Regions from separate parts of the Homo sapiens genome. Here region 1 is linked to region 2. A link is an interaction called in ENCODE POLR2A ChIA-PET data of the cell type or tissue named here. Cell type or tissue: OCI-LY7. All regions are shown on one strand. Each heading gives the region's core, and the rest is flanking DNA. Links, peaks and the distances in the headings are about the cores only. Region 1 overlaps HERC1 (HECT and RLD domain containing E3 ubiquitin protein ligase family member 1). Region 2 overlaps HERC1 (HECT and RLD domain containing E3 ubiquitin protein ligase family member 1).

Evidence for each region. Peaks named below come from ENCODE experiments on the same cell type or tissue, not always from the same donor. Only the 100,000 strongest peaks of a DNase experiment are listed, where the experiment ranks them.
Region 1: POLR2A ChIA-PET joins it to region 2 with 7 read pairs; 6 of 35 experiments call an interaction of 5 or more read pairs at or near these places.

The regions. Positions count from the first base shown.
Region 1 is chr15:63,707,587-63,716,690 of GRCh38, reverse strand. HERC1 (HECT and RLD domain containing E3 ubiquitin protein ligase family member 1) reads left to right here. Exons shown (of 78, transcript NM_003922.4): 22 at 218-389; 23 at 3,026-3,338; 24 at 3,796-3,916. Among named protein-coding and RNA genes, the nearest start is that of USP3-AS1, 110 kb to the right of the region's middle. RefSeq lists enhancers at 1,438-1,937, 1,938-2,439. In OCI-LY7, for the core only: no CTCF peak of the experiment used is centred there; no DNase peak of the experiment used is centred there; H3K27ac peaks cover 296 bases.
Region 2 is chr15:63,640,643-63,657,294 of GRCh38, reverse strand. It overlaps HERC1 (HECT and RLD domain containing E3 ubiquitin protein ligase family member 1), which reads left to right. Exons shown (of 78, transcript NM_003922.4): 49 at 937-1,207; 50 at 1,340-1,553; 51 at 2,971-3,176; 52 at 4,754-4,881; 53 at 5,915-6,042; 54 at 7,370-7,570; 55 at 9,096-9,226; 56 at 11,613-11,812; 57 at 12,198-12,303; 58 at 13,745-13,891; 59 at 14,237-14,338; 60 at 15,652-15,825. Among named protein-coding and RNA genes, the nearest start is that of USP3-AS1, 48 kb to the right of the region's middle. In OCI-LY7, for the core only: no CTCF peak of the experiment used is centred there; no DNase peak of the experiment used is centred there.

The DNA.
Region 1 (9,104 bases), core at 4,523-7,022, 60 kb before region 2:
TGAGGAAGGAAGAGCATATATGTGTCTATATATTTTGTGTACATACATTATTTCTATAAGATTTATCTAGTGTATCTTTTGGGTTTTTGTAGTAAAGTTCATGTGTTATTACTGATATCAACAATATTTTCCATGATAAAAAATTAAAGGTTTTTTAAAGTTTTAAAAAGATTTTGGAAAAAATGTATTTAGTGTAGTTTCTGATAATTTCTTTAAGATATCAGAAAACCAGGACTCTGCAGATGTTGATCCTCAGGAGCATTCATTTACTCGAACTATTGATGAAGAAGCTGAAATGGAAGAACAGGCTGAGAGAGACCGGGAAGAGGGGCATCCGGAGCCAGAGGATGAAGAGGAGGAACGGGAACATGAAGTGATGACAGCTGGCAGTGAGTATACCCTTCTTACTTTCTAGATACAAACTGTGGCATGCTTTTTGATAGGGGAACTAACTTGAAAGAGAAAGGCAAAGTTTCTCCATAGTTTTTCTAAAAGGACTTTATATTCTGCTGGTGATCTCAATTTGTATTAGCTGACAGGGGCTCCTACAACTGTGCTAGTACTATTCTGATGCTTTTGGGTTACATATTCAGGGCTGAGAAGCTCTGGAAGCAGGAATGTCAGTACCTGCTTCACTGAGCCTCATCATGAAATGAAACTCATGAGTCATCAGATAGGGCCATTCAAAATATGTCCTCTGGGGCAACAAGTTGTCCACCAGCCTCGAAGACGTCTGAGCGGTGAGGAAGAGAGCCCCTTTCTATGCCTATTAGGAGAGCCATAATGTTTTCCACGTGTGGAACTTCTAAAATTATAAATTTCACCCACTGACTACACTGCTGTTTCGATAGGGAGCAAGAATTTACATGAGACTGCTATTGACTGGGTGCATAAAACTTTTCATACCTTTATATTCCAAGGCTCAGATAGTTTTTAAAGGTAGTTATTTATATGTTTAAAGAGAAGTATCAAGTTTTTAAAACATTTATTAGTATCTTTTGAGTGATTTGGCTATTTCCAGTTAAAGTGTGCATTCAGTCGGTACCCTAAAACATGATCAGCAATGCCTTTGGTTTTGAGATTGTCTGTATCTGTCAATTAACTTGGCCCTAACTTTATTATCAACTTATTTGTGTTCTGCATACTTCTAAAAATGATTTTTGAGGGGGCTTGAAACAAGACTAAACATAATTTAAACAAAAGGAAAAAGATCCAAATGGAGTAAAGGGAGTTGGAGATGGGGAAGGAAAATAATTGTATTTTAAAAACCTAGGCTGAGGGAACTTTTGCAGTTGAATATAAATTTAGTTTAGAAATTCCTGGAAGCAGACTGAAGGTGAAAATATAGTAAAGTATAACCCTCAATTACAATAAAAGAATGATAGTCATCTGGGAACTAACACTTTTTAAACTAGCTATGCTTTTAGAGCATCTATATATGCCAGGCACTGGTCAAGTTCTTTGCATAGATTAGCTCATTATCATAACTGTCTAAAGTTCTAGTACTACCTCATTCTAAAGATGAATGAACTAAGGTTTAAGGATGCAAAATTGTATGACTTAGGCTACAGTTAGTAGCAGCTAGAATTAGAAGCAGGTCTGCCCCAAACACCAATGACCATTCTCTTAACCACTTTAATTGATTTCTAGCTCTGGACTCTGAGAGGGTTTATTGCTTTGATTTTTGTAGAAATAAGGGACTTTTAATAGCATAACAAAAATATTGTCACAATTTTATAAAATATACAGATCAATTTTTAAAGTTTGTACTTCCATATTAACTGATGAATTTAGTATTTTACCAACTTTTTTGGCCTGGTTTCCCATTAAGAATACCGTCTTTGGGCCAGGTGCGGTGGCTCACGGCTGTAATCCCAGCACTTTGGGAGGCCGAGGCAGGCGGATCACGAGGTCAGGAGTTCGAGACCAGACTGGCCAACATGGTGAAACCCCATCTCTACTAAAGATACAAAAAATTAGCCGGTGTGGTGGCGCGCATCTGTAATACCAGCTACTCAGGAGGCTGAGGCAGGAGAATCGCTTGAACCTGGGGGTGGAGGTTGCAGTGAGCCGAGATCGTGCCACTGCACTCCAGCCCGGGCGACAGAGTGAGACTCCATCTCCAAAAAAAAAAAAAAAAAAAAACAGAAAAAGGAAAAAAAGAAGAATACTGTCTTCGCTCCAAATTTGTGCAAAAAATTTCTTTTCTAATGTGAAATATCTACCACTGCATCAGAACCTTGTTAACTCCACTGATGGAAAGGCTGGCATCAGATGGGTATTCCTGGTGATGCCATCTCACTCTGGAGGCAATCTTGCCCCATATATTAAAACTAAATTCTGTTTCAGCAAAGACCTTTAGTGACAGTGCTTATTTAATGTGTTTAAGATACAGCAAAGTGTAGATGGTAGGGATTATATGGACTTTGGAAGGGGAAAGGGAATTTTTTGTTGTAACTAATATAACTTAAATTTTGTCCGTTTTTTTTTTCTTTTGAAACCTCACATTTTTCACACCAAGCTTGTGAACGTTTCAGAAATAAGCAGTTATTTTTACCTAACCTTGTGCTTCACAGGCTTTTATGGGCTTCAAAATCAGCTGAAGGGCCTTTAAAACACAGATTGCTGGGTCCCCCACCTAGAGGTTCTGATTCAGAAGGTCTGGGGTGGGCCTGATAATTTGCATTTCTAACAAGTGCCCAGATGATGTGGGTACTGCTGGTCTGGGACCGTACGTTGAAAATAACTGATCCAATTCATTAATAACATTTGAATTGTGATTACATTAAAATTCTGTAAAGGCAGATTAGTATTTCCTAATGTAATTTTTATGAAAATATAGTATTTTAGTATATTTTAAATGTAATTTTAACTAAGTTAACTATGTTGTATATAATGTCTAAAAAATAATTTTTCCCTCTTTCAGTAAGTTTTTGGTCCAAACTTTTTGACTATTTTTATTGTTATTTTCTTTGCTCTTCTCTCCCCATGTGTTAAGACCTTGTTTTTGTGTTGCATGTTACAGAAATCTTTCAGTGTTTCCTCTCAGCCCGTGAAGTAGCTCGTAGCCGAGACCGAGATAGAATGAACAGTGGGGCAGGGTCTGGGGCTCGAGCTGATGATCCACCTCCTCAGTCTCAGCAAGAGCGAAGGGTCAGCACAGACCTTCCTGAGGGTCAGGATGTGTACACTGCTGCATGCAACTCCGTGATCCATCGGTGTGCCCTGTTAATATTAGGAGTAAGTCCTGTGATAGATGAGCTTCAGAAGCGAAGAGAAGAAGGACAGTTGCAGCAACCTTCAACAAGTGCCTCTGAAGGGGGTGGACTTATGACCAGGTGGGACTGACTAGACACTGAAAACATGACCTACTCACTTCCCTTTATTACTTTATGCACTGAAATGGTTTGTTTCCAAAGTTACAGTGTTCTGATGTTAACATAGACATGAAAGAAGAAATGCAAATTGACTAGGATGAACTTAAAGTAAAGTAAATACTGATACTGATTCAGCATGGGCTATAAATTTCTGATTAAATGAGGAGGCACAATTTTTCGTATATATAAACAACAGCAGTGAAAAAGCATGTGAAGTTACTTGCATTGCTCTGTAGTTTAGTGACATGCAAATTATTTTGAGAAGGTCTTTGTGCTCAGACAAGAGTCAGGATTTCCTGTCAACTGACATTACTCCTCCCTGTGTGTGTATATTATCTCTGTGCTCCAATTCCATTCAATTTTATGTTCACTAACAGTCCTAAATCAAAAAACTTTTTTTTTTGTACATGTGAGACAGGAGTGAAAGTCTTACTGCAGAGAGCCGGCTAGTCCACACAAGCCCAAATTATAGACTGATCAAATCGAGGAGTGAATCTGATTTGTCTCAGCCTGAATCAGATGAAGAGGGTTACGCACTGGTAGGTATACCCAGATTCAGTAAAGAAAGATTTTTGTTTTCAAGGTATATGATATGTAAGGCTTTGGTTAGAGTAAGTAATATGTTTGTTTTAGACATATAAAAATTTTTTCAAAAATAACTTTAAGAGAAATAACTATATTGCATATATGTTTACCACATATGTGTTAATGGTTTCAATCTCTTGTTCTGACTTCTTTTTAAACTCTAAATTCATATATCTGACTCTTTGATGGACATTCCACCCGAATGAGTTGGGTTACCCCAATCTTAACCTATCTACAAGTGAACTCGTCTCTCTCCAAACCTGTTTCTCTTTTATTCCCTATTTTAGTAGGTGGTACATTAACTATCCAAGCAAGAAACTTGGGATCATCCTTGACTCTTTTTTCTTATCTCCTGATCCCTTTATTCTCCACCCCTTCCCAATCCAGTTAAGTCTTAAAAATTTTACCGTTAGTGTGTCTCCAATGTCCTCTCCTCTCCCTTTCCTTCTGCCACTGCTCTGTTTTAAACTTTCTCTTTTGAGTGGACGTGTGCAGAAGCCTTCAAACTGGTTGCCTCACCTCTTGCCTTGTGCCCACCTTCCACATTTCACAAGACTAACATATCTAAAGTACAAATCTGTTTATACCTCCTCTACTCAAAATCTTTTAACAGCTCTGTTAACTATCAAAAAAGCCTCAGAACCTGGACTGCAGGCATTTAGGGTAAAGATAAATAAGATGCTAATTTATATAAAAAGGAGGTGAGGTAAAGGTATGCTACAGTGTCACTGGTAAAATATAAAGCGAAAACTATCTAGAAGATTGCTTCTACTTGAGGAACTTTGGACTTGGAGTTAATTGGTAGCTAGGTTTTCAATTTGGCTGTTCCTCTGCCTTGTGTGTGATTCTATATGTGCTATGACCTCCCTGGGCTTTAGTGTCTTACTGTGTGATACGAAGATGGTAGTGCCTGTTGTGTATATGGTGATGTGTCAGACTTGGCTTCTGGTCTCGATTCTACTGTTAAAGAGCGGTGGGATCTTGGTCATATCATGTGACAGCTCATAGAGAAATGCTAGCGTTTGAGATGGACTTATCTATAAGCTCCATGTGTAATTCTGAAATTCCTCTGTTGTATGAACTGAGAGAAGGGATAGGAAAATATTTTTGAAAAAGTATAAAGTGCTACATAAAGAATAAGTTATTGTTTTAAAAAAGCTTCCATAAAGGATTCCTCATCTAAGGAAAGTTGAACAGTGTCTTTACGTTTCATTGTATCATGACATTTTGTTTATACTTCCTCCTTTTCTCCTTCATCTGCATTAATATCTCTGTGCTTCCACTTCATACTCCCAGTCTTATAGTCTAGTGAGATTCCTGTGCTCATTTATTTCTCTGTCAGTTAATTTTTTAAATCTGATCAATCTGACTCATTATCTAGTCTCCTAACTCTGTGATAATTTCCCTTTTTTTTGAGACAGGATATTACCCTGTCACTCAGGCTGGAGTTCAGGCTGCTCAGTGCAGCCTCGAACTCCTGAGCTCAAGCAATCCTCCTGCCTCAGCCTCCCGAGTAGCTGAGATTACAGGCATGTGCCACCATTTCTGGCTAATTTTTTAAATTTTTATGTCTTGCTCTGTTGCCCAGGCTGATCTTAAACTCCTGGCCTCAAGTGATCCTCCTGCTTCAGCCTCCCAAAGTGTTGGGATTACAGGTGTGAGCCACTGCACCCAGCTCCCAACCCTGCAATAATTTTGAAACATAGATCATGTCGTTTCTCTGCTCAGAGTCCTGCAATGACTTCCCTTTTCTCAGACTAGAAGTCTAAGTCCTTACAGGGGTCTATAGGCTCTTCATGGTCTGGTCCCACTACCTCTCTGATCTCTTCTGTTACTCTCCTCAGTGATTCTCCTTCTGTCACACTGGACTCTTAGCTGTTGCGTGAATCTGCAACACAAGTTCCCTTTAGGGCCTTAACTGGCTGTTTCTTAGGACTGGAATGCTATTGCCTGCATGGCTAACTCCCTCTCTTTCTTCAAGTCTTCATTCTGATGTTACTTTTTCCATGAAGCCTGTGCTGACCACCCTATTTAAAATGTCAATTTTCCTTCTTTTCCAAATAGTCACTTCCTGTCCCCCTTGCCTTGCTTTGTTTTTTCTGGGGCACCGATCACTTACTGTATAATTTAGTTATTCATTGATCAGTTAGTCTTAGTCTACATTAGAATATAAGCTCTTTAAGGACAGGAATTTTTTGCTGTTTTATTCACTTCTGTATCCCAAGCACCTATAATAGCACGTGGTAGGTAGTCAGGAAATTATTTTTAAATTTATAAATAACTGTCTAATCTATTTTGGCAAAATTTCCACATGCATTTGGTTTTTTCCTTTCTTTAATTGAAGTGCCCTATTACCTGTTTCTGGAGTAGGTATTTTCAAACTGGTCCCCCTACTTTTTCCAGTTTTGCTCCTTAGACACTTCTTTCCAAATTAGAACTCTTGGAAACACACATAACAACAACAAAACACCTACCTGCTGATTGTGCTACTTTCCTACTCAAACATCTTGTCTTACTGCAGAGAGATGGCTAGTCCACGCAAGTCCAAATTACAGACTGATCAAATCTAGGAGTGACTGCACTGCCTACTCGGAAATCAAAGATTCTGGGAAGTGTCACCTGCCTGCTTTTGGAACCAGTATTCTTCTGCAGTGGTCTGCATTTTTGCCATAGTAGTTCATCTGCCAGACCCCAAGCATACCTCTTGAGCCTTTGCTAAAGCACTATTTGCCTTAAAAGTTCTCCTAGGCTTCCTTGCTGATATCCTGTCTTTCCCTGAAGGACTGTCTAAAATGTTACCTCTTCCAGAAAGCTTTCCCAGCTACCTTACTCTCCCAGTTGTCCCATGACAGTTTGTTAGGATGTCTGATAATTTACCGTTTGTCTTATGTTGGACTTATTTATGTATTATTAGTATGTCTTCCCAGTAAACCCACTAGAAATCTAGGATTTTTTGGTTTTTATTTTTCCTAAATGCCCCTGATATCTCCTACACAGTGCTTTACATATTGTAAATGATTAATAACTCCTTTCAACTGAAATGAAAATATAGAAAGGAGGATGGGTAAAATTAAAGTGGTGTACTTTTGGGAAATCAGCTATGAAATCTGACTCAGAATAGGGTTAAAACTCACCATGGACTTTGACCTGTACAAGACATTTAACCTTCCTGAGCTCCAGTTTCTTTATCTTTGAAGTGGAGAATAATGCCTGTTGTACTTGCCTCAACTGTGTTGTGAAGAATAAATTTGGTAATACAATTTAAAATATCTGGAAAATTATAAATGGGGACAACAGATCAATGGAGGAGGATTGAGCTTAGATTTAATTGTTAAGATTGTTAGGTTTTCTGGTTGTTCACTTAGTTTTTAGAAAATTTTTAAAAAGACTAAAAAAAAACCCATTTTTAAAAAAGATTGGGCCAGGCGCAGTGGCTCATGCCTGTAACCCCAGCACTTTGGGAGGCTGAGGTGGGAGGATTGCTTGAGCCCAGGAGTTCGAGCCAGCAGTTCAAGACCAGCCTGGGAACATGCCAAACCTTGTCTTTACAAAAAAATAAAAAATATATATATATATTAGCTGGGTGTTGTGGTGTGCACCTGTCCCAGCTACTCGGGAGGCTGAGGTGGGAGGATCACTTGAATCTGGGAGGCGGAGGTTATAGTGAGCCGAGATGGCGCCACTGCACTCCAGCCTGGGTGACAGAGCGAGACACTGTCTCAAACAAAAAACACCAGATTGACTTTTGATCATCTTTCCTTATGGAATATTACAAAGATAGTGTCAAAAGATGGAAAAGACAAGAACTAGAGAGAAAGCAGATTCCATTTCAGATGAAGGGAGACCTGGGCTAAGCCTTCAGCTTCAGAGAGCCTGGGGTGGATGAAGAGGAGCAAGCACTTGGGATGGTTTGGGTTTTCCAGCTGAAATATGTTACCCTTCTATACTATATGAGGTTATTTAAGATTACCGTTCATATCTTTGATACCTCATTTATTCTGAATTGTTCGTAAATGAAATGCTTTTTAAAATGTTAGAAGTTAACTACTTTAATGTTAAATCTTTGTTTTAACCTTCTTTCATAAAATGTATTATATGACGTGTTATCTACTGTTATTCTCTGCTTGCTAAAACAGAGAATACCAACCCTAAGTTTAACTGTTTGACAGGTGTCATTTTTACTAACATTTCTTGCTACACCCTTCTAGTCTATTCCCTAGCTCCCTCGTTTCTGGCAGGATTTGATTTAGCATATGAAAACAGATACTTTACAAAAGGATAATTTAGATGAATGAATTAGGACTGAAAAAGGCTGAGAGAGGAAAATAAAGCCCTGGGTAAGATATTCTTATCTTGGCCCATATCCTGTGGTGTTCTGCTAGAGGTTGGTCACCACACAGGAAAAGCATAATGAGTTACATAATTCACAGTGTCTAAAAGATAAAAAACAAAATTGTTCAAGAGAACCAGATTTTTCTGGTTCTGAGGCCTGAGATTGTTTTCTTCCATGAGTCCTCATGGCAAAGGTACTATGTAATGAAAATGTTTTATTGCCTGACACAGTGATGCCTTGAGGAGCTTTATGATGACTATTTGGTGTTTTATCCAGCACCAAATGGTCCAAGAATATATAATACTTATTTCTGTTGATACATAGGTAGGTGAGTATAAGAAAATGTGTGTTTATCTGCACCAGGGGTACATGTATCTATATATATGACCAGGTAAAGATTTTATATAACATTTTCCAAATGAATCTGTTTTGTCACTTCTTCTTTTTTTTTTTTTTTTTTTTTTTTTGAGAGGGAGTCTTGCTCTGTCATCCGGGCTGGAGTGCAGTGGCACAATCTCAGCTCACTGCAACCTCCGCCTCCTGGGTTCAAGTGATTCTCCTGCCTTAGCCTCCCAAGTAGCTGGGATTACAGGCGTGTGCTACCACACCCAGCTAACTTTTGTATTTTTAGTGGAGATGGGGTTTCACCTTGTTGGCCCGGCTGGTCTCGAACTCCTGGCCTCAAGCGATCCACCTGCCTCGGCTTTCCAAAGTGCTGGGATTACAGGTGTGAGCCACCACTCCCGGCCTTGTTTTGTCACTTCCGGGCCTTCTTTGACACAAGCTTTTTGGATTGTATGATAGAGTAC
Region 2 (16,652 bases), core at 5,346-7,845:
GTGAGACCCTGTCTCAAAAAAAAAAAAAAAAAAACCTAAGACAAAAAACCCACCAATGAGATACCATTGCACACCCACAAGAATGGCAAACATTTAAAACACTAGAGAGAAAAAAGTGACTGAAACAGCTAAAACTCCCATACATTGTTAGTGAGAAAATGAATTGGTATAACCACTTTGGAAAACTGTTCGATAGTATCAACTAAAACTGAACAGGAACATACTCTGTGACCCAGAGATCCACTTCTGGGTATATATCCAACAGAAATACTTAAATATGTGCCCCCTAAAGACCAATCATTCATGGTAGTACTATTCATAATAGCCCCATGTTGGAAACCGCCTGATTGTCATCTGTAGGGATAAATGAACTGTGGCAGATTTCATGTATATGTCAATGAAAACGAACTGCTCAATGCTACAAGATTTGGATGAATCTTACAAACATAATATTGAAGAAGCCAGACACAAAAGAGTACATATATTAATTATTCAATTGATGTAAAGTTCAAAAACAGGCAAAACTAACTTGTAGCTTTAGAAGTCAGGATAGTGGTTACTTCTGAGAGCATCGTGACTGAGAAAAGCCCAAAGCAGGTTTCTGAGGTACTGGCAATGTTCTGTTTCTTGATCTGGAGGGCGGTGACATGGGTTTGTTCAGCTTATGAAAATTTATGCTTTGTGAACATTCCTGTTTTACTTTGTCAGTTCAATTGTACTTCAAGTATATGCCAATACTTATTAAAAGGAGAGAACGTTTAGATGCCAGTTTCCAGCTTGATACCTTTGGCAACTCTTAGGACATGTATGGCTAATGATAGTGCAGCTTACATTTTATTATGGTTGTTGATGCTGTGAATGTTATGTGGGACTGCAAATGGTCCCTTAAGAAATCCATTTTCTTTATCCATCTGAGATGTTTTTCTTTACTGGCAGTGGTTCCAGTTGTAGCCTGGCTGCTGGTCTTGAGTCTCTGGGGCTAACAGATATCCGAACGCTAGTTCGATTAATGTGCTTGGCAGCAGCAGGGAGAGCTGGCCTCTCCACCAGCCCTTCTGCCATGGCTAGCACCTCAGAACGATCACGAGGTGGGCATAGCAAGGCTAACAAGCCTATCTCTTGCCTGGCCTATTTGAGCACAGCAGTGGGATGTCTGGCATCAAATGCTCCTAGTGCTGCCAAACTGCTTGTACAGTTGTGTACACAGGTAAGCTACTTTCAGTACTTTTCCCCGTTACATTGATTATTTCTGACTGATTCTTGAGCCTTTTGAAATGAAATATTTTTGTTCCAAAATTACATGTAAAAATTAAGTCTGTTTTTCCAATTGCTTCTTCAGAACTTGATTTCTGCTGCAACAGGTGTAAATCTAACCACAGTTGATGACTCAATTCAGCGAAAGTTTCTACCCAGCTTTCTCCGAGGAATTGCTGAAGAGAACAAGCTTGTGACCTCCCCAAACTTTGTTGTAACACAGGCCCTTGTGGCATTGCTAGCAGACAAAGGGGCCAAACTAAGACCTAACTATGATAAGTCAGAAGTTGAAAAGAAAGGTAAGTTTCATACTACTGAAACATACAGTCTTCTAATCGACTTCTTATTTTTAAATAATGTTTTTACATTGTTAGTATATGATAAATTATATGACGTGAGTTTCTTAAGTTTAGAACATAAAAGAAGTGCATAGATACTTTTTCACTGTGTATGGAAACAAAGATTAGAAAATGTACCATATTAGTTTAGTTATAGATTATGATTTGAGTTAACCATAGATAATAATCCTGGTAGGTTTCTTTAATAAAATTTAGATGAAGGCAGTGTTATTTTTCTCTTTGTTTTAAGATTATAACACTTTGAAGGGACTACTTATCAGTACTGCCTTTCTCTTCATCAGGACCATTTAGCCAAGAGATAACTGGCTTTTGTTTTTTGTTTCTTTTTGAGACAGAGTCTCACTCTGTCACCCAAACTGGAGTGCAGTGGCACAATCTTGGCTCAGTACAACCTCCACCTCCTGGGCTCAAGTGATTCTCCTGCCTCAGCCTCCCAAGTAGCTGGGATTACAGGCACATGCCACCATGCCCGGCTAATTTTTCTATTTTTAGTAGAGATGGGGTTTCGCCATGTTGGCCAGGCTTGTCTTGAACTCCTGGCCTCGTGTGATCCTCCCACCTCGACCTCCCAAAGTCCTCAGATTACAGGCATGAGCCACCACACCCAGCCGATACTGGCTTTTGGATCTATCAGCCCAGTTCCTTGACTGGTTACAGTCACACCATCACTTTTGAGCAACAAAAGCCAAACTGTTTTCTTAAAGGCATGCCATCTCCATCCTGGTTTTAAAATTATTTCTGCTGCTTTCTTAGTCTACTGAGTCCTTGGAGCAAAGACTATTGATTGTTGTATAATAAATTTTTTTTTTTTTTGAGATGGAGTCTTGCTGTGTCACCCAGGCTGGAGTACAGTGGCGCAGTCTCGGCTCACCGCAACCTCCGTCTCCCAGCTTGAAGCAATTCTCCTGCCTCAGCCTCCCGAGTAGCTGGGATTATAGGCACGTGCCACCATACCATGGTGTGGCTAATTTTTTTTTTTTTTGTATTTTCAGTAGAGATGGGGGTTTCACCATGTTGGCCAGGCTGGTCTCGAACTCCTGACCTCAGGTGATCCTCCCACCTTGGCCTCCCAAAGCACTGGGATTACAGGCGTGAGCCACCATGCCTGGCCTAAAATGTATATTTTTAATGAATCAGATTTCTTACAGAATTTGATGTGAGATAAATGCTTTATTTCTTGTGTGCATATTTTAGTGAAATAATTGCTTGCAAAAGTGCCAATTCTTAAAAGATATGGGTTAACCCATTTGCTTGTTCACCACCACCAAATCTCACCTGAGCATCATTTCATGTTTTGTTTAAGCAGGTTTAATTGCCCAATTGTATGCCCATCCTTCCTATGATCCTTCTGCTGTAGGCCCTCTGGAGTTGGCTAATGCCCTGGCAGCCTGCTGCCTCTCCTCCAGGCTGTCCTCACAGCATCGGCAATGGGCAGCTCAGCAACTCGTGCGCACTCTTGCTGCACACGACCGTGACAACCAAACTACTCTGCAGACACTTGCTGATATGGGAGGAGATCTTAGAAAATGCTCCTTTATCAAATTGGAGGCTCATCAGAACAGAGTAAGTATTTTGAGTGGAAAGTGTGTTAATCACGTTATGTAAGATGAAATAGTCTCTTCTCTTCTCAAGGAGCTCAAAGTTTAGGTCTCTCTCTTTGTGTCACTCTCTTTCACACGTACACATACACATGCACACAATTACAAAGATGTTCCTGGCAGTTACCAACTCTACTTTCTCTGTATGCTGGTTTGATATAATAGTATACGAATTGGAGAATTGGATGGGGGATGAGAAGAAAACCAAAGGAATAGCTTCACAAAAGATGAAGACTTATGCATTTGATCCTCTGTATCCGTGGGTTCTGCATCCATTGATTCAACCAACTACCAATGGAAAATATTGGGGTAAAAAATAATGATCCAATAATAAAAAATAATACAAATGAAAAGTACAGTATAACTGTTTACATAGTATTTACATTCTGTTAGGTATTTAAAGTAATCATGAGATGATTTAAATTACATGGGAGGATATATATATGTTCTATGCAGATACTACCCCATTTTTATAAGGAATCTATCTGCAAATTTGGGGCAGGGAATCATGGAACCAATCACCCACAGATACTGAAGGACAACACGCAAAAGGAAAAGAAATTGGCCTCACTATTTTAATCTAACCCATGGGGTCTCTGAGCTGTAACAAGAAATGAAGATTGAATTGTATTACTTAAACAGTTTTTTTTTAACGGAGTCTCACCCAGACTGAAGTACAGTGGTGAGATCTCGGCTCACTGTAGTCCCCGCCTCCCGGGTTCAAGTGATTCTCCTGCCTCAGCCTCCCGCATAGCTGGGATTACAGATGTACACCACCACACTCGGCTAATTTTTTTGTATTTTTAGTGGAGACAGGGTTTTTCCATGTTGGCCAGGCTGGTCTCAAACTCCTGACCTCAGGTGATCCGCCTGCCTTGGCCTCCCACAGTGCTGGGATTACAGGTGTGAGCCACTGCACCTGGCCTACTTAAACAATTTTTAAAATTACTTCTTAGTCTGTGTTATTTATTTTATAGAACATAAAATGTTAAAGTACTTATTAAGTAAACATATTTAGTAAAGATTATAATAGGTCTCAGATAATTCAAATGCATTAGTGCATAGTACCTTAAAGCTATACTTCAAATAAGTATAGCTTCAAATATATTTGCAAGCCATTTAGAAAAGAATGGAGGCTGGGTGTGGTGGCTTATGCCTGTAATCCCAGAATTTTGAGAGGCTGAGGTGGGCGGATCACTTGAGGCCAGGCATTCGAGACCAGCCTGGCCATCATGGCGAAACCTATCTCTACTAAAAATACAAAAATTATCCAGTTGTGGTGGCACGTGCCTGTAATCCAGCTGTTTGGAGGCTGAGGCATGAAAATTGCTTAAACACGGGAGATGGAGGTTGCAGTGAGCTGAGATTGAGCCACTGCACTCCAGTCTGGGCAACAGAGCAAGACTTCATCTCAAGAAAAGAAAGGAATGGATGCTTTTCTTTTAATTTCATGGTAGATTTTTAAAAATTGGATACAACTTTTTCAAATAATAAAATCATTTGAATAGAAAATTATTAGACTACCTGTTTCAACTTTTCTAGGTAATGACATGTGTTTGGTGTAATAAAAAAGGTCTTTTGGCTACAAGTGGCAATGATGGCACCATCCGCGTATGGAATGTTACCAAGAAGCAATATTCACTGCAACAGACCTGTGTGTTCAACAGATTGTGAGTGCTAACATCACGTGTATACCATTTAAAATAAGAGAATCCTAAACATGCCTCATCTTGGTTGTGTTAATGTAATCATATTGTCACTAAAATTTTTTGAAATTTTCTTTTAGATTAGTATTACTGTATTTTCAGTGTGTATTTTTAACTTTCCAGGATAACAATTCAGAAAACATAATTTTAAATCATCTGTATCTGGACTTAGAATTAAATCAAGATCTACTAGTAAATAAATGTTCAACTATGTAAAACAGTAGGCTAATTTGCTATAGGTCTTTAAGAGTTGTTTAGGAATTAGAGTAATTATATTGCTTCCGTATCAGAATGTAGCATTTTCAACAGTTTTTTTTGTTTTGTTTTGTTTTTTTCTTTTTTGAGACTGAGTCTCGCTCTGCTGCCTAGGCTAGAGTGCAGTGGTGCAATCTCAGCTCACCACAACCTCTGCCTCCTGGGTTCAAGTGATTCTGCTGCCTTCTCTTCCCAAGAAGCTGGGACTACAGGTGCCTGCCACCATGCCCGGCTAATTTTTGTATTATTAGTAGAGACAGGGTTTCACTATGTTGGCCAGGCTGGTCTCAAACTCCTGACCTTCTGATCTGCCTGCCCCAGCCTCCCAAATGCTGGGATTACAGATGTGAGCCACTACGCCCAGCCGCATTTTTAATAGTTTTATAGCCAGCTGTAGCTATTTCTTTTCTGAAGTATTCCCAAGAGTTTAGGCAAATAAGAATCAATGTCTTCTGAATAATAACCATCTGTACAACACATACAGAATTTGAATGTCTTTATTGACAAGTTGTGTACTACATTAAATGAGGAAAAGTCTAATATCACTCTTTTATAATTCATTTTTCACATGATGACAAACATTAATGAGTGTGTAACTGTTAAATACTGCTAGCCAAGGTTTTGAAACAGAAGAATCAGTTATACACTCTAGTCTATATGAAACCCTTATTTTAAGGTTTGGGATTTAATTTACTTTTGAATGATGGGGATTAGAACTGCATATCTGTCTGTTATATTCTAGGGAAGGGGATGCTGAGGAAAGCCTGGGATCACCCAGTGATCCAAGTTTCTCACCAGTTTCCTGGAGTATCAGTGGCAAATATCTAGCAGGCGCTTTGGAAAAGATGGTGAATATCTGGCAAGTTAATGGTAAGAGTCATGTAAACACTAGTAAACTGCTGAAAGTAGTTTTTTAAAGCCTTCTTCTTAGTCTTCTGAGTCCAAACAGTGGTTTCTCTTCACCTTGAAATTCACAAGCCTTCCAACAACTCTGAAATTTCAATCTATGCACTGTGTGCTTCAAATTAGAGAGGAAGTGCTCATTTATTCACTTTTCTTTCTGGGACTTTCAACTAACCTAGTAGTTATAAACTTAAATTTTTTTTCTTGTACCACTAAGTATTCAGAGTAGGGTTTGGGGAGATGTAGTTGTCACTGAATTTTAAGCTATGTATTCTTTTGAATTGCTTGAAATATTTCTATTATGTTTATTTTGCAGGTATAAATTCTTGTCAGTTTTTATTATACCTCTCTGGAAAGTAAAAATAATTATTGTAATATCGAGCTTATTAGTATTTTCATTTGTTTTTACATATTTGAGGAATAGGTGTTCTGTGTCACATATTTGAGGAATAACTTCTGTGTGACATTTGAGGAATAGCTAGCCTTAACTGCAAGTAAGTTTCTTATGCCAATTTGGTTATCAGTAATTGTTGAGAAAGGACTTAAGTGCTTGACATTTGTACATTTGTACATTCAGTGTTTTTCTTTACACTCTCTTCTATAACGCTACCATTTTGCCCTATTAATAGTTACAGACAGCCAGGCGTGGTGACATATGCCTGGAACCTCAGGGACTCAGGAAGCTGAGGCTCAAGGATTGCTTGGGCCTGGGAGTTTGAGGCTTCAGTGAGCCATGATCATGCCATTGTACTCACTCCAACCTGGGCAACACAGCAAGACCCTCTTTCAAAAAAAAAAAAAAGGTTACAGAAAAACATTAATTTTATTTATTTATTTATTTATTTTGAGACGGAGTCTTGCTCTGTCATTCAGGCTGGAGTGCAGTGGCGTGATCTCGGCTCACTGCAGCCTCCATCTCCCAGGTAGCTGGGACTACAGGCGCGTGCCACCATGCCTGGCCAATTTTTTGTGTAGTTTTAGTAGAGAAGAGGTTTCACCATGTTGACTAGGCTGGTCTCGAATTCCTGACCTCAGGTGATCCGCCCGTCTTGGCCTCCCAAAGTGCTAGGATTACAGGCATGAGCCACTGTGCCCGGCTGAAAAACTTTAATTTTATGATCATATATAGTATTATAAATGAAGGATCCTGCCTTCATGGTCTTATTCATTAGTAGGCTATTATGAAATTTGGAACTGCTTTGAGTGTGTATTAGAATTAAGTAGTATTTGTTTCTGTTCCTTTTTTTCTTTTTAAGAATTAAGTAAAAACTAGTTAACATTTTTTCCCTTTTAGGAGGAAAAGGATTAGTAGATATTCAGCCTCATTGGGTATCTGCCCTGGCTTGGCCAGAAGAGGGTCCGGCTACAGCCTGGTCAGGAGAGTCTCCAGAATTGTTGTTGGTGGGACGGATGGATGGATCTCTGGGACTGATTGAAGTTGTTGATGTGTCCACCATGCACCGTCGAGAATTGGAGCATTGCTATCGAAAGGATGGTAAATGACTGCACTTACGTCTAGCTGACGGAGTCTCCAACTTCCTTTCTAGACTTAGCTTTTTGGCATTTGCTTTTAAAAATACCAAGTGAATATTATCTTGGCTTTGTTTTCAAAATTTTCCAGTCATGTTTTAATTTTAATTAGTTACTGAATTGAAAGATATTTATCTCCTAGCCCCCACCACACATCTCTGTCAAAATGAGATTTAATAGTATTATAACATTAGTAATTCATCTTTTGTGTGGCTTAATATTTATAGCAGATTCCAAGTCTCCTTTGAAAGTTAGGACTGTCCAAGAGAAAAAAAGGTCATAATCATTGGTAGAGATGAAATTGTTTTTTTTGTGTGTGTTTTGTTTTGTTTTGTTTTGAGAAGGAGTCTCGCTCTGTCACCAGGCTGAAGTGCAGTGGCGCGATCTCGGCTCACTGCAACCTCTGACTCCCTGGTTCAAGCTATTCTCCTGCCTCAGCCTCCCAAGTAGCTGGGATTACAGGCACTCGCCACCACGCCCAGCTAATTTTTGTATTTTTAGTAGAGACAGGGTTTCACCATGTTGGCCAGGATGGTCTCGATCTCCTCACCTTGTGATCCGCCCACCTTGGCCTCCCAAAGTCCTGGGATTACAGGCGTGAGCCACCGTGCCTGGCCGAGATGAAATTGTCTTTTAAAAAATGAGTAAAATTGAAGTAATGGAGGAAGGGGAAGCAGGGAATTCCTGGTCTGACAAGAGAGATTAGGAAGTCTGCTTTCTTCTTACTGTGGTGTTCCTTTGAACGTGAATGCATCTCACAAGATTTTGTTGGTTGTCTGGGGGAAGTGGGGTAATTCAAAGTCATAGTGCCTGCTTACATGGTATTCCATTAACAGAAGAGGTTTGTTTTGTTTGTTTAAGAATAGGTAATACTTTCATAGGGTTCAAAAATTCAAGTTTTAAAAAGCATACAGTGAAAAGTCTTTCTCCTGTCTACTCAGTTCCCACACTCCCATTCTACCCTCACAGATACTGTTTTTACTTCTTTTGTAGTCTTTCAGTGTTACATATACTTGAAGAAACAAGTAGAAATATAGATTGTGAGAACAGAACATTTTGATAGAATATGGAAACATACTGAATAGGGAATATTAAATAAGCAAAAAAAGAGATGTAATTTTCTTTCTATGACTTGGGTTCTTTCACTTCTCAGTTTCATGGTAGATTTTGGTCCAAAAGGAAAGAACCTATGGTGACTTACAATCAGCAAAGGAATTTAATTTTTGTCTCTATTTTTCAACAACCACCTGAAAAAGAATGAAAGATTATAAAGTAGGTAGCCCTTGTCACAGATAAGCGACACTTTTAAAAAGTATGTTACATGGAATCCCCACTGTACGCCTACATTTTGTCTAAATGCATTAAAGAGCTATTTGGAAATTTACTTGCAATGGTTGCATTATCATTATTTGTTTCAAAGTCTCTGTCTTTTAAGTCAGACAATGACAAATAATTATCTTTTCCTTACTCTTTTGTTTTGATCATGTTAGTGTCTGTTACTTGCATTGCATGGTTCAGTGAAGACAGACCATTTGCAGTGGGATATTTTGATGGAAAACTGTTACTGGGAACAAAGGAACCACTTGAGAAAGGAGGCATTGTTCTAATTGATGCACATAAGGTAAATGCATCTTTAAAAAACGTAATTTTATGGGATACAAATATAATTTTGTTACATGCATAGATTACACAGTGGAGAAGTCAGAGATTTTAAGATATCCATCACCCAAATGACATACATTGTACCCATCAAGTAATCTCTCATAATCCATCCTCCTCCCAGCCCTCACCTTCCAAGTCTCCCTTGTCTATCATTCCACACTCTAGGCCCGTGTGTACACGTGAGTTCCCTTTTCACCACTTTCTTGCCAACATCTGTTGTTTTTTGTCTTTTTAATAATAACCACTTAAAAGTGAAAAAAATGTAATATTTGCCTTTCTGTGTCTGACTTATTTCACTTAAGATAATGGGCTTCAGTTCCAACCATGTTGCTTAAAATACCTGATTTCATTCTTTTTATGGCTGCATAGTATTCCATTGTTTATATATACCATGTTTTCGTTATCCAGTCATCCATTGATGGACACTTAGGTTGATTCCATATCTTTGCTATTGTGAATGGTGTTGTGATAAATGTATGAGTGCAGGCATCTTTTTGAGAAAATGAATTATTTTCCTTTGGGTAGATACTCAGTAGTGGGATTGCTGGATCAAATGGTAGTTCTGGTTTTTGTTCATTGAGAAATCCCCATACTGTTTTCTATAGAGTTTGTACTAATTTACATTCAAACCAACAGTGTTTAAGAGTTCCCTTTTCACCACTTTCTTGCCGACATCTGTTGTTTTTTGTCTTTTTAATAATAACCATCCTGACTGGGGTGAGATGATATCTCATTGTGTTTTTTTTTTTCTTTTAATGTAAATTTTTATTTTTTTAGACAGAGTCTAGCTTTTTCGCCCAGGCTGGAGTGCAGTGGCGCGATCTTGGCTCACTGCAATTTCCAACCCCCAGGTTCAAGCAATTCTTCTGCCTCAGTCTCCTGAGTAGCTGGGATTACAGGCACCCACCACCAAACTGGCTAATTTTTATATTTTTAGTAGAGACAGGGTTTCACCATGTTGGTCAGGCTGGTCTCGAACTCCTGACCTCAAGTGATCCACCTGCCTCAGCCTCCCAAAGTGCTGGGATTACAGGCGTGAGCCAACGTGCATGGCTCATTGTGGTTTGAATTTGCTTTTCTCTGATGATTAGTGATGTTGAGCATTTTTTCATATGCCTGTTGGCTATTTGTATATATTCTGGTAAAAGCATCTTTACCAGATAGTTGCTTTTTCTTGTTTTGTTTTGTTTTTGTTTTTGTTTGTTTGTTTGTTTTTTCCTGAGATGGAGTCATGCTCTGTCACCCAGCCTGGAGTACAGTGGCACGATCTCAGCTCACTGCAACCTCTGCTTCCCGGGTTCAAGCAATTTTCCTGCCTCAGCCTCCTGAGTAGCTGGGATTACAGGCGCCCGCCACCACTCCCGGCTAATTTTTTTTTTTTTGTATTTTTACTAGAGACGGGGTTTCACCATGCTGGCCAGGCTGGTCTCGAATTCCTGACTTCATGATCCGCCCACCTCGGCCTCCCAAAGTGTTTGGATTACGGGCGTGAGCCACGGTGCCCAGCCTTCTTGGTTTTTTTTTTTTTTAGCCTCTACTATTGCTTGATACTAGTTTCTTTTAAAATTTTTTTACATCAGTCACTTATGACTTAATGTTCTGTTGTTGCACAGAATCTTTGGACCATGGATATACATGGATAAGTCTATGTAAAAATAAATAAGCCATGAAAGAGTAAAGCTAAAACAGTGAATTATGAACACCCTGGTAATACCTCCTGTTCAAATGCTCCCAGTAATGTCAGAAATTCCGTTCATGAAGAATGATTTTTTTACCTTAAACAGAGGTTGCCAGTTCAGATATTTACAGGACCATCTAGGCAAGTAGCGTAAATGCATGAAACCAGGAGTTAGAAGATGTGGAAGAGGATTGAAAAATAAAAATAAAATCAGAAGAGCACAATGATCACAGCCATATAAACACAAAACATATCCCAGATTCTCATTAGTGTTTGCTATTGGGATGTAAGGGGTGCATTTTTTTAAGTCTCTTCTTTTTTATACTGTAATGATTATTAGTCAATAAGGATAACTCTTAATAAATACAAATGCTAATGAGAGATAACATATCCCTTTTGAGTCAGAATTTCATAATTCATTTATCCTGCTAACATTTGTTGAGCTTTAACTGCAGCAAATATATATAACACAGACTACATTAAAGGGTAAGTTGGTCTAGTGATTGGGAATGATATGGCAGTATCTGATTTGCATAAAATATTGATTTCAAAATAAATGAGTTATAGAAATATAGATGCTAAGAAATATAAGTTATGTATTACTGAATTTAAAGTATTTGTGAAGGAAACATTACTCTGATTTTTTTTCTCTTCCTTCCATTTTAAGGATACTCTTATTAGCATGAAGTGGGACCCTACAGGTCATATTCTTATGACATGTGCCAAAGAAGACAGTGTGAAACTCTGGGGCTCTATTTCGGGATGCTGGTGCTGTCTACATTCACTCTGCCATCCATCTATTGTAAATGGCATTGCTTGGTGCCGCCTTCCAGGGAAAGGATCCAAGTTGCAGTTACTGATGGCTACGTATGTTGTCAATTTGCATCTATACGTCTTAGTTTTTATATTGGTATAGACTGTTATCTGCATTAAGTGTGGCTTCTCAGTAGTCTTAAAGAGTTTATTGCCAGTTGCTATTCTTATAATGTGTAACATTATAAGATTACCTCAGAGAAAAGAAAGAGTAGTAGTTGTCCAGTGTGAAACTTGGTATGTAATCTCCTTATCTCTGGGTGTGATGTTGTTAGAATATTGGCCTCGGTTGTATTTCTTGTAAAAGATTGTATGTACTACAAATAAGTTTAAAAAATAATGCAGTGGTTCTATCAGATCTTAATTGATTGCAATTCGGAAATATTTTTACTTAATGCATATTGACATGTTTTGGTTTTATGTGATCAATTTTTTTAAGTGGCTGTCAGAGTGGCTTAGTATGTGTTTGGCGCATTCCTCAAGATACTACACAGACCAATGTGACTAGTGCAGAAGGATGGTGGGAGCAGGAATCAAATTGCCAGGTAACATTCTGGTGTTTTTGAAGACTGTCTGAAACTATGGAAAGTATATGACATCAGAGTCATTCTCCCTTGGTTACTAAAAAAGTCATTACTATATCCCAAAGGGCAAGATCCATTGGGAAATATAAGTAATTGTCATCCTGAATTAGCTTAATTTTTTATAAATCAGAGATACCATAATTGCTTGGTAAAATGAGATATTCTATACATATTAAGTGGTGACTGTTACTGTGATAGTGGATATAATTGATACTACAGATAGACGAGTCATAAGTTGTTAGTACATTAAAATAGAAACTCCATGGGAGCACATCCATCCAAAGAATCTCCAACTGATGCCAGAATCCTTGCTATGAAGAATGATTTATTTATATTAAACAGAAGTTACAAATGTATATATTTATAGAGAGCCCTCTAGGCGAGTAACATAAATTCATGAAGCTAGGGTTAGAAGGTTTGGAGAGGGTAAAAAGCAAAAACAGAAAAAAAAAACAAAGAAGCTTACATGCTTTATATAAAGGCACACAGCTGATTGTCAGTTTCTAGAATTAAGAGCCTGTTGTTACCAGATTGTTTTATTTTTTCTATAGATGCTAAGAATCCAATGTTTAAGTAAAATCTCCCAATATTAAACATTGGCACCTAACTTAAAATTGTTTAAAACACTGAGTGGCCAGTCAGATCGCATCTCTGAGCTACCAGTTTGTACATTCTGTTGCCTTCCTTTTGCTCATGATACCCTTGGAAGAAATACACTTTACATCATCTTTGGGTAGTGAATACATATAGTATTATGTTGTCATAACTAAAAGGAAGAAGGAGCTTAAGGATGGGGAGAAAGGGTGGAGAGGGAGGGAAGGAGTAGCCAACTCACTAATAGGAGAATATCACAGCAGTGGAGGTGGGAGTACTACAGATAGGTCTGGTTTACTCTTTGTGCTGGAGGGCAGCCCTATAGACAGGCCTTACCTATGTCACTTCTAAAGCTTGCAGAACAAATGTGTGACAGACAGAACCATTAGCCAACAAAAAGAGGAATCTATTTATATAGAGTCAGCATGTGCAGTTCACAAATGTTAGGGGATAAAAATGAAAATTACATGAAGTGAAAATTTAAAAATCAAAACACTGGTTAAAAAGTAGTCAGTATTTTCCTGTCTCTGAGGGATAATTAGAACTTTGAGATGTTATTTCTGTAGTTTGAAGAGTAGAAAACTAGTTTAGAAATATATTTTTTAAAAAAGATGAAAGCTTCAACAAAGGGAATCAGATTGATATTTTATTACTGATTCAGTCAAGCTTACTATCCTTTATGAGAGAAATTATCTCTCCCCCTTGCCAATTTTATTCTGAAATATAAAATTTCCAAGAGTGAATGATAAATCTTGAACTTATATAATTTATCTTTATTTTAATGCATGTTAAAAATAATGAATTTCAGGATGGATATAGGAAATCATCAGGAGCCAAGTGTGTTTATCAGCTGCGGGGACACATCACTCCTGTTCGGACTGTTGCCTTTAGTTCTGATGGGTTGGCCCTGGTGTCTGGTGGACTAGGTGGGCTCATGAACATTTGGTCTTTAAGGGTAAGAGCATAGATTTTATTTTTATGTTAAGGAATATTTTGACACTAACTTAAACACATGTGATAAAAATTAACCAATTGTAGAAACATTTTATATAGTAATCTCTTGAATACTGAGGAAACTTCTTTCAGAATCCTCTGCCCTTACATTTTTCTTACTGATGATAAGTGTTTTTAAAATCAGCTGTGTCCTAGAAAATTTTGTAGTAGGTATGTGATTGGACGTTGCTGAATTTAGCTAAAATGTAGACTTTAGAATATGTTTTTGTCAATGTGAAATAGAAATTTAAATGTAAATTATACCTACAGTTCAATGGTGTGTATTGGTAAATATATCTCATTTTAGGATGGCTCTGTCTTGCAAACTGTTGTGATAGGCTCTGGAGCTATTCAGACCACAGTATGGATTCCAGAAGTTGGAGTAGCTGCTTGCTCAAATAGATCAAAGGTAATATTGTAGTTATATCAAATGATAGGGTGTAAGCTTGTAAGGAACTTTAGAAATCATAGTCTAACCACCCCACTTTATGGAGGAGAAACCTGATGTCCAGAGGGATTACTACTTGTCCAAAACAGTGCAACTATTTAGTAGCAGAAGGAGAATTAGAACCTAAGTCTCCTGATTTATAGTCTAGTGTTTTTTCTACTACACCCCATACTTTGGTGACAGTGCTTAGATATTGAACAATTTCATTTCCATTGGAAGTGATAAAGTAGATTTTGACTTTCTGCCATGATTTTTGACAGTAGCACTAAACTATCTCAAGGCCAGGTGCAGTGGCTCATGCCTGTAATCCCAGCACTTTGGGGAGGCTGAGGTGGGCAGATTGCTCAAGGTCCTGAGTTCAAGACCAGCTTGGCCAACATGGTGAAACCCCATCTCTACTAAAAATACAAAAATTAGCCAGGCGTGGTGGCACATGCCTATAGTCTCAGCTACTTGGAAGGCTGAGGCGGGAGAATTGGTTGAACCCAGGAGGCAGAGGTTGCAGTGAGCCGAGACTGCGCCATTGTACTCCAACCTGGGTGACAGAGTGAGAGCCCATCCCAAAGGAAAAAAAAACTCTCTCAAACAATTTTTCCTTGAAAAGGAGAAGCATTGCAAAGACATTTAACTAAGTATACAAAATATATCTTGGCTTTCAAATTTAATATTCTAGTAAAACTGCTGGTCCCCTGCTGTGAAGTAATTCTATGATATAACATTATTCCCTACAGTATTATTTTTCATACCCTTAAAGATTAGAGCCGATGTGCTGATTTGATTTACATTTTATATGGTTAAATGATGTTAAAATAAGCTGTAAACCTTCATGAAAGGTTCTACTGCAAGTAAAATGTAGAATCAGACCCTAGGCAGTAGTGGCCTGTGTAGAATAAACCACAGAGCCAGAGTTAAAGCAGTGCTACCTCTTTTGCAGCTATCCTTGTAGTCATGTCAGACATGACTTTTGAAATATAGTAGATGCCTTATTCTGCAGGTTCTGAAGAAATAGTTAATTATTGACATTTTTTCCTTAAAAAGTACCAGCTAATCAGAGGTAGTTCACAAATTTTATTATTTCTCATTATTTTTTACTTAGACAAAATTTAGGATATTTTGAAGTTCCATAGGCATTAAAAGCATAGCCTTTTTGGATATAAAATATCCAAAAAGCAAAGATGTCCCAGTTACTAGAAGGAATTTCGCAGATTAAATGGTGATAGCATTATTTTTTATTTAAACAAATTTATTATGTGGCATGATTTATTTTCAACCAGGATGTTTTGGTCGTGAATTGTACAGCAGAATGGGCAGCTGCCAATCATGTTTTGGCAACCTGTAGGACAGCATTGAAACAGCAGGGTGTTCTGGGATTGAACATGGCTCCCTGCATGAGAGCATTTTTGGAGCGGCTCCCCATGATGCTTCAGGAGCAGTATGCCTATGAAAAGGTAACTCATTACACTCACTCCTAGAGATACACAGATACCTGGTGCTTTGGAATGTGATTATAGCCTTGAACTTATCCCTTAAAAGCATGAGGTCTGAGGATAATAAGTGGGGCTATTTGGGCAGAATCAAATGAAGGTAAGTCATGCCTAAAAGAGTTGTTCAGCAACCCTAAGCCTATTCTTGCTTTATTTTCACCAGAGTAAAATAAAGAAACAAACACCAAGTTTGTATTACTGCTTTTCAGATTATTTATTCACTCCAAAGCTTCTTAAAATACCTATGCAGCAGAATATCTTCCCTTTTCTGACCCACACATATATCTATTTTTATATGGCTTGGCCATTCCAAAGTTGAGGGATAGGGATGGATGCGGGTATCAGACTGAATATCGTCTCCACTTATTAGATAAATCTTTGTGGAAAATTTAGTGGAAGAGCTATGTTGAATTGAGTAGGGTCATTAAATACTGGAATGAGGAATTGCAGCGTTTGAACTTGTCCAGACAGTGATCCTAAAGTAGCCTGTCTTCCAGCTTTTTGCTTTTCCTTTGATGGCTACCAGGATTCTCTTATAAAGGAGGAAAGTGAGAAGAGCAGATCTCTGTGGTTAAATAGTTACCTGCTTTTTTTTCCAATCAAGAAAAACCATGATGAAAATGTACTATATGCAGTGTGATAGCTTAGATTGGATCCTGGAGCAGAAAAGGAGTATTAATGGGAAAACTGAGGAAAACCAAATAAAGTTCTGTGGTTTAGTTAGTATTGTACCAATGTTAGTTTGTTAGTTTTGATAAATGTGCCAGGGTTGTATAAGATGTTAACATTGG